Linked DNA regions of Mus musculus: region 2 is linked to region 1. Evidence: chromatin contacts called from ENCODE Hi-C or POLR2A ChIA-PET data. All regions are on one chromosome and are shown on one strand. The core of a region is the stretch at or near the end of the contact, and the rest is flanking DNA. Distances in the headings are between cores, read along the strand shown. Region 1 holds the start of Hectd1 (HECT domain E3 ubiquitin protein ligase 1). Region 2 has its middle 14 kb from the start of Gm34894.

Region 1 (4,110 bases), core at 692-3,191:
CTGCTTGAACCAAGTTTCTGTAAGGTCCTCAGGTCCTCAAGAGACACACACACACACACACATGCATGTGTATATGTATATACATACAGAGCTATTCTCCAATTTCCATATTGCACTGTGATATGCACACGCACACATACTTGCACACACACAAAATAAGCAAATATATATGCTTTAAAAAAAAAAACTTTCCAGCCGGGCATGGTGGCACACTCCTTTAATCCCAGCGCTAGGGAGGCAGAGGCAGGCAGATTTCTGAGTTCAAGGCCAGCCTGGTCTACAAAGCTGATTTCCAGTACAGCCAGGGCTATACAGAGAAACTCTGTCTTGAAAAAACAAAAACAAAACAACAAAAAAAAACTTTCCAAACTGCAAAGTATTACTTCAAAAAGTATGCTACATATGCAGCAGTCTACTTCCTGGGCTTAATGCAAAAACCCTCAAGGCAAAACAGTTTAACACTGGAATGAATATATGCTGATTAGGTTGCTAGTTAACTAGAAACCAGAGCTGTCTTGGTCAAACACTATGAAACAAGTTTTGGATCCCAGTACTGTTATCACCAATGTCTGTGCCAAAAGGCAAAAAACATGTACAAAAAAGTTCTTTTACCAGTCAACTTCTTCCTGCAACCTCCCCCCAAACTCCACCAAAAATCGGAGCTTCAGATACGGGTCAGATCCAGTAGTTTTAAAGACCACTTTCCAATCCAATTCTTCTTCGGATTGAATTTCCCTTCTCACGAGTTTTGAATTCTCAAACTTACTCCTAAAATATGCCCAAATACAAACAGTAATTAGATATGAAATCTACCTATGCGGAAGTAAATACTGATAAGAACTTCTGGTAATCTAGGCAAATGTTCTTAAAACTTTTTTTTTTTTGGGGGGGGGGCTTGATGCTAAAGTAAATACAACTAACAGGTTACCACCCCCCCCCAGGCAGACGGACAGACAGGCAGACATTCTTTCTCCCATAGGATGGGGCAGTTAGTTTTTATGTAAAAAATTTTTTGAGAAGTAGTCTAGGCAGGCAAGTCATTACAAAAGCTTCTAGATGCCCGACCAAAGGACAGCGTTGCGTCCCACGCAATCCACCTGCCGGTGTGGGAACCTAGAGGCGGGTCGCGGTGGGCACCCATCGGCCGCGCCCGGCGGGGCTGCCCCATCGTCCTCGGCCTGATCAAGGCCGGAGCCGCGACGCTGACAGCCAACCTGGCTAAGTTAGCTACCTGCCTCCGGGCGGAGGGCGAAGTTCTAGAGAAGCAGCAAACCTGCGAGCTCAAGAGGAAGCCGCCGAGCGGCTGGGGTGCGGGTCTCCCGGAACTCGGAGGCCCAGCGGGACGTCCCCGGTCCCCGCCGGGCGGCTGAGCCTTACCAAGGACAAGGAGCGCGTAGCCGGAGCTCCGAAGCCAACAAGCCAAGCCCCGTAAGGCCCGGAGAGGGGAACAAAGGGCCCGATACGCAGAGGCGACGGCGGAAGACCGACCTCACCGCGCTGGGGTCCAGCTCCGCGCCCGCCGCTGGACTCGGCGGCCCGGATCCTCGCGCAGGCCCAGCCTGCCGACAGCGCCTAGCGCCCCCGCCTACCCTGACCGCAGGCTCTTACCCTGGCTCGCCGTACCAAACAGCTCCGGTCCAGCTCCAAGCAGGCCGCGGGCAGAGCCTGGCCCGGCCGCGGCCCTCGAGTTCCTAGGAAACCGCAGGCCGCGCAGGTCGAGCCAGGCAGGCGGCACAGGAAAAGCCGTGTCTCGTCCCTCCCCTTCCTCCGCGGGGACCCGGTGACAAGGAAGCGAGAGGCTCCCCCGAGCGGCGGCAGCCAGCGCGGGTCCCGACCCCAGCACGCGGCTCCTCAGACCCTGCGGTTCAGAGCCAGGTCCGCGCGGGGCCGTCGGCGGCAGCGGGGAGACGCCGCGTCCATCGCCAGCCGGGCGGGGGCAGGAGAAGGGTCGGCCGAGCGCCGGGCGGGGAGGCTGGTGAAGGCCGCGCCGGCGGAGGCGGAGCGAACGCCTCCCGGCCGCCCTGCCCGCGGCCACCTGGGGCGCTGCGGAGGCCGGACCCCGCGGCACGGGGCGACGACGGGGGGCGCCGGGCTCCTTCGGCGGTCGGCTACGGCTCTCCTCAGCCCGGCCTCCCGGCGCCCGAGTCGCCGCGCTGTCAATCCGCGCGCGCCGCCAGCAGCTGCTCCGCGCACGCTCCGCCCGTCTCGCCCGGCGCGAGCCGCTCCGGAGTCCTGCGGAACGGAGGCCACCGTCTCGCAGGCGCTCGGCGTGCCCGGGTCACCCCCTCCTCCGGACTTTTAAAGCCAGCGGTTTACCAGAACGCTTCCCAGCGAGCCTGGGAACTCGGCGAGCGCTGCGCAGCCGGGCGTTATCGCCTCGGCGCAGATGGGACCAGGACGGCTGCGGGAACTCGTGCCTCCTGCCTGCCCACCGTGGAGTCCCGGGAAGCAGCCAGCATCGAGGACTTCCCACACAGTTGCCTTCGGCTCGTGGTCACTTGTACTTCCGTAGTTATTCCCGTCAAACTTTTATTTCATGGGCGTTGAAAAATCAAATACTAGCCGCTGCTAGTGGAGTCCTCACGTAACCGTGACACTAGAGAACTGGAGGCTGGAGTTCAAGGTCATCCTTGGCTACAAAATGAGGTCGAGACTTGTCTGGGCTACAGGGCGGCGACGGTGGTGATGAAGAAGGAGCAGCCAAGGGAGAGAAAAAGAGGAAGAAAAAGACTCCATACTGAACTCATCCTTTGAACAACAACAACAAAATAGCAGTAGATACCTAATTTTAGGAAAGAACTGTATGCAAAGACCGAGGCTAGTAGTTTTCAACCCTGGCGGCACATTAGAGACACCCGGAAAAGTTTTCATTAGAAGAGTTTTAGATCCACAGCAAATTGAACAGAAAGTACAGAGAATAAGTTATGGCTACCCTGTTCTGTATCATGTGTTCCTGGCCAGGTAGGGCTAAGGACAGAGAGTTCCCACTGATCTCTTTGTTTATGGTTTTGCCCTTTCCAAAATATCGTTTCTAGTTGGAATTATTCACTAACACTCTTTAAGGATCCTCTGTGAGTTTTTATAGCTTGGTAGCTCATTTATTTGGTGTTGTGTTGTGTTTTGTTTTGTTTTGTTGTACTGGATTTTTTTATTTGGTTTTGTTTTTTACTTTTTGTTTTTCTTGTTGTTTTGAAGTGGGTATGCTTATGTAACCCTGGCTGGCCTAAAGTCAATATCCTCCTGCCTCAGCTTCCTGAGTATGCTAACAAGAGGGCTTCCTTCCTGAGTATGCTAACAAGTATGCTAACACCTGGCTTGGGAGCCCATTTAATTCTTACTGCTAAATAATAGTAAGTTGTTTAGATGTAACACAATGTGTTTCTTCATATACAGATGCCTGGAATCTACCTTCACAGACTATGAACGGCTCATGCAGAAATTTCCAAAGTTCCCCAACAGGAAAAATACTTTCTAACAATGTAGCTACCACAGGACTGTGGCCAGAACAAATGAAAAACTCTTCAAACCCAAGAATAAGAAAAAACCTTGCCAGGCAGTGGTGGCGCACACCTTTAATCCCAGCACTTGGGAGGCAGAGGCAGGTGGACTTCTGAGTTGAGGCCATCCTGGACTACAGAGTGAGTTCCAGGACAGCCAGAGCTACACAGAGAAACCCTGTCTCAGAAAAGAAAAAAGAAAAGAAAAAAACCTTAATTAGAAATTGTAAAAGACTGGAGACATTTAACCAAGAAGACATCCCAGTGGCTGGCGAGAAAGCATATGAAAGATGCTTAACATTATCTGGCCTTGAGAAATTGAAGATACTCACTGGTGGTCTGTGCGTTTGGTTCCCAGTACCCATATCAGGCAGCTCACATCTGATGCCTCTGGCCTCTACAAGCACCTGCGTTTACATGCATTCACCCACACACAGGCATGCACATGTGCACATAATGTAAAAGTAATTTAAATAAATCTTTGAGGAAAAGAAATTTTAAAATAATACTCTAGAGCTATAGATAACAGCTCAGTTGGTAGGGTACTTACCTACTACACACAAAGCCTGGGTTCTCTGTCCAGGACTGGATAGAACCAGGCCCTAAAACTGGG
Region 2 (3,955 bases), core at 1,004-3,503, 36 kb after region 1:
GATATCCCCTGGACTAGTTCTTGGCTGTGTGTAAACAAGACGCTTCACTTGAGTCATAATTGGTCTCCAGATAATTAACTCATGGACTTTGGTGGTTAAAAGTTTCCTCTCGGAGCACCTTGAGATTTTGCTAATATCGAGTGCACAGGGAAGGAAAAGAGGGAAATCTGCTTAGGGGCAATATTATGACTTGTTATGCTTTTGGAACCAGTTTGGCAGGATTTTACTGTGTACTTGAACCAGTTTGACTGGCTGCTCCCCCCCCCCCCCCCCCATATTTCAGATTGATCAAGACTGTACTTTAATTTGCTGAGTTACAAGAAGTCCTTCGATTTGCTACTTGGTTCCTTAAATAGCTGGTGTTCGACTCACTCCTTTGACTTTCTCCATGAGGACTCACTCTATCACTGCTCAATAACCCTGGGGCTGGTTTGGATCCAGCTGCTCAAGGACCTTCTGAGGAGCCAATTGGGCCAGATTTATTCTATGAGGTGAGATTGGAATAGGAGTTGACTTAAGCAGAAAGCCAAAATTAAATCAGGCACAAAGCAAATGAAAAAAAAAAAAGATTATGCAGTTTGCTTCTAAATTAAATATGAATGTGCGGCGAGCTGCGTTTCCTTCAGTCAGCCAAGGGCCAGCTGGCACCTATGTGGTAGCTTTAGCAGCATGGAAAATCTCCTCAAAACCTGACTTCATGTCTTTCCCCTTGATTCAAGGCACCCAAAGAGCTTTTGACTGAAGGTCTTGTCAACAGGACAACAGAAGCAGAAATCAACACTGAGTTGGATACTCACTTGCCGGTCTCTTCAGGTTTCCATTAGAAAGCTCTTGTACTCATTAGCTATTTGTTCCAGACCAGATGCATGAAAACAAGAAATAAAAAAGGCAAGGCTATGACTGCTCCTAGATATGATGGAGGAGGTTTATTATAGATTGTGGGAGAGCATAGCCAGAGGTAGGGACATCTGGGAGAGTCCAGGATGAACATGGCCAAGCTGAGCCTGGCCATATGAGGAGATGGGGGAGGGGAGGGGAGCTTCGAACCACGAGGGGCAGCCTGGGCCAAGAGACTGACCAAGGGAGAAAAGATTAGACCTGAAGGTCAGGTAACCAAAATGGCTGGATTATAGGGAAGGGCAGCTCTTTCCCTGGGCTGGAGAAATTTAGGGTAGGGAGCAAGGTATGCCAGCCAGAAGGATCCTATAGCAGGTAGGGACTGCAGGATGCTGGGCTAGCATCAGCTTTGGTATGGGCACCTCAGCCATGTGTCCTGGGTTGGAGACCTAACTGCTGGAATACATCTGTATCTGGGGATGCTAGACCTAACTACCAAGCTATTTGAGGTTTAAGTGTGTGTAGGGTGAGTGTGGGGGGTGGGGAGTGGCTTCTTGGGGGTGGAAGCCAAGAGACCAGTCAGTTGGAGATGGAGCATCAGAGCTTACAAGATCACTTGCAAGGAGTCTGGCAGCCACAGCATTCATCACAAACATATTAGTCAATTGTTTTCTGAGCTTCTTTTATATTGGGAAACCAGAGGGCACTTTTTGTCCGAGTATTTCATTCTCTACTGATCTCTTCCTGTGAGACATTAAGAATGCTCTCCTGCCCTGGGTGAGTCAGAGGTCAGGAGGCAGGACATCTTGCACGTTTTTTGCATACACCCACCAAACATCCTGTGACTCAGTCCACCTCTTAATGGCTTGTATAGTGCACTTTGAGAAGCATCTAAGGTTTAGCCTCATAAAAATCAGAAACAGAAACTCTCTGCTTGTCTGACACCCAATATACAAACTTCCCAGAGCAAGATTAGCTGCGATTGAGAAGATCCCCGGAACACACGAACCCCCTAGTGCTAAAATTAGGAGCCTTGGGAACCTGAAATGATTGGTCAGCTTTCAGCTCTTCTGCAGAGAAGAAACCAAAAGCCAGGAGGCTTGCTTGCCCAAGCTACCACAATTTGTCATCGACAGACCTAGGCCAGATCCCAGGGTGGTAGGGTTCGTGTTCTTTGTAATGCCGGAATGTTCTTTTATTCCTGTGGGGACAGTACAGAACAGGTGTCCATGGCTCTGTCCTGCCTGTTTTCTAAATACAGGGACTTGTTTGTCACAGATACGCTCCTTCCTAATTAGCAGTATGTCCCACCCAGATAGCCATTAATCAATAGTGAGATCAAGTCTCTGTTTCTGGAGTCTGAACAACATAGTGTGAACAGGGAGCAGGGAGCTCCGTGAGCAGTGTCAGCAGTGGGTAAGCAAACCGGATTGTGCAAGGACTGAGAGGCCGCCCTGCAGAGAACACAGAGAAATACCGCACAGGGTGTAAACACCAGAGGCAAGGAAGTATTATTTCCCTGTCCTCAGAGGAAAACCATGGTCAACAGAAAAGCATTATAGTCCTCCTGACAGGAGAAGAAAGGTAACCATGGAGACACCCCATGTGGTAATGACCATGTAATGGAAAATGGTGTCACCTGACATTCATGTGTATGTGTGTTCTGAGGTCTGCTAAGGAACTCAGCAGTACTGTCTATCTAGATCTGAGGGCTGCTGTTTTCCTTGCTCTGTGTTCCTTGGACACAGAGTTTTCCTAAGGTAGCACAGATTCCTAGGGATGGTAAGCCTGTTAGGTGCAGCTCTTTACTATCCTTAATTGAGTGCCACCGTGTCTCTCTGATGCTGTGTGTGTGTGTGTGTGTGTGTGTGTGTTCTGTCTGCTTGCCTGGAGGGGCCCTGGTTGCCGTGTGCACGAGGGAACATCAGAAATGTGATCTGCTGAGGATTAAAGCTGGAGGACGTCTATTGGCAACTGGGGGTCAGGAACAAACTTTTTATAGTGCTTTGGCAGTTGCTCTCTTATATTTGGGAGGAAGCCCAAGGAAGTGACACATCTAAAGGGGGTGGCGTAAACACAGTGGGAGTGACTAAGATGTTGTGACACTTGTTTTGGGTGTTACTCCTCAAGGGGAACTTGGGTACCTCCGTTTCCATCCCACACCGCCTTTTCCTGCTGCTGACCTGAAACAGGTTACCCGTTCTGACTAATCTCTGAAAATGCAGGTAGACAGTGACTGAAGTGACCTACTTTGTACATGCCTGGGATGATGTCAATCAGCCAGCTTAGAAGGCAGCATTTCTGCTTTGGGTTGATGCCCGGGCTGGGCACTGACTTCAGGACATTACTTAAAAGAATGGAGTTGTGGAGTTGTACTCCCGGTGCTACGGGATGGAAGCAGAAGATCCAAAGTCCTCCTCAGAAAACTTGAGGCTAGCGTGGGATACACGAGATTTTGCCTCAAAAAGCAAACAGCAGCATAAAAAAAAAATAAAAAAAAAAAAATAAGTGAGATTGGGACTACCTATCAATCACAAGTAAATGGGGTCTGGGGTGTAGCTCAGAGGCAGTACACTCGCTTAGCATGCCCCATCTGTCGAGAAAGACATATGGGAAACAAACAGAGAGAGAAAGGGCAGCAGAACGGAACCTGTGTGCTGAGCTAGCACACTCCTATAATTCCAGTTACTCCAGAGTCACAGGGAAGGATGAGTCTAAATTCAAGGCCAGCCTGAGCAACTTAAGGAGACTCTTTCTCAAAAAGAAAAGGGCTGAGATATAGCTCAGTGGCGGAGCATTTGCCAGCATGTGCGTGCCACCACCTTACCTCCTTAGTGCTGATGAAAAAGAAAGAAAAACGTTGTGAAGAGGATGTGCTTTTTCATATGCCACAGGCCTGCTTCCCCTACTGCCAGCCTCACGCTATTATTGTGCCCTCACCACCTCTGGACCAGTGCTCACACTTTGTCAGATCCTTCAGTTGTCAGTCACTGTCCCGATTCTGCCCCTATTCCACTGAGCGTGCCATATCACGTCTAGCCATTGTGTCTCCTCTGGCATCTCCTGGATGCAGCACATCTCCAGGTTACTGACTGTTCTTGCTTCTGATGATCTTGGC

The links. A loop is a pair of places that touch in the nucleus more often than their neighbours do. ChIA-PET counts read pairs that join two places held with the same protein, here RNA polymerase II (POLR2A).
Region 2: a loop to region 1 is called in a map of gastrocnemius, with 7 times the contacts of the local background. The contact joins the enhancer-like site here to the promoter of Hectd1 in region 1. A Hi-C loop is called at or near these places in 6 of 37 maps with a recorded cell type or tissue (T-helper 17 cell, T-helper 2 cell, gastrocnemius and 1 more). POLR2A ChIA-PET finds 5 or more read pairs at or near these places in 3 of 5 experiments (Patski and embryonic stem cell).

The regions. Positions count from the first base shown.
Region 1 is chr12:51,827,595-51,831,704 of GRCm38, forward strand. It overlaps Hectd1 (HECT domain E3 ubiquitin protein ligase 1), which reads right to left and starts at 1,942. Exons shown (of 43, transcript NM_144788.2): 1 at 1,609-1,942. Gm5785 reads left to right here and starts at 591. Exons shown (of 4, transcript XM_011244243.2): 1 at 591-674; 2 at 1,261-1,635; 3 at 1,696-2,961; 4 at 3,394-4,110. The coding sequence starts at 591. The coding sequence ends at 2,547.
Region 2 is chr12:51,863,603-51,867,557 of GRCm38, forward strand. No RefSeq gene overlaps it. Among named protein-coding and RNA genes, the nearest start is that of Gm34894, 14 kb to the left of the region's middle. Within about 2 kb of position 2,254, at least 2 of the 3 ENCODE cell types and tissues checked have a DNase peak (open chromatin) inside an H3K27ac peak, as active enhancers do; they include gastrocnemius and heart, where a contact is called at or near this core.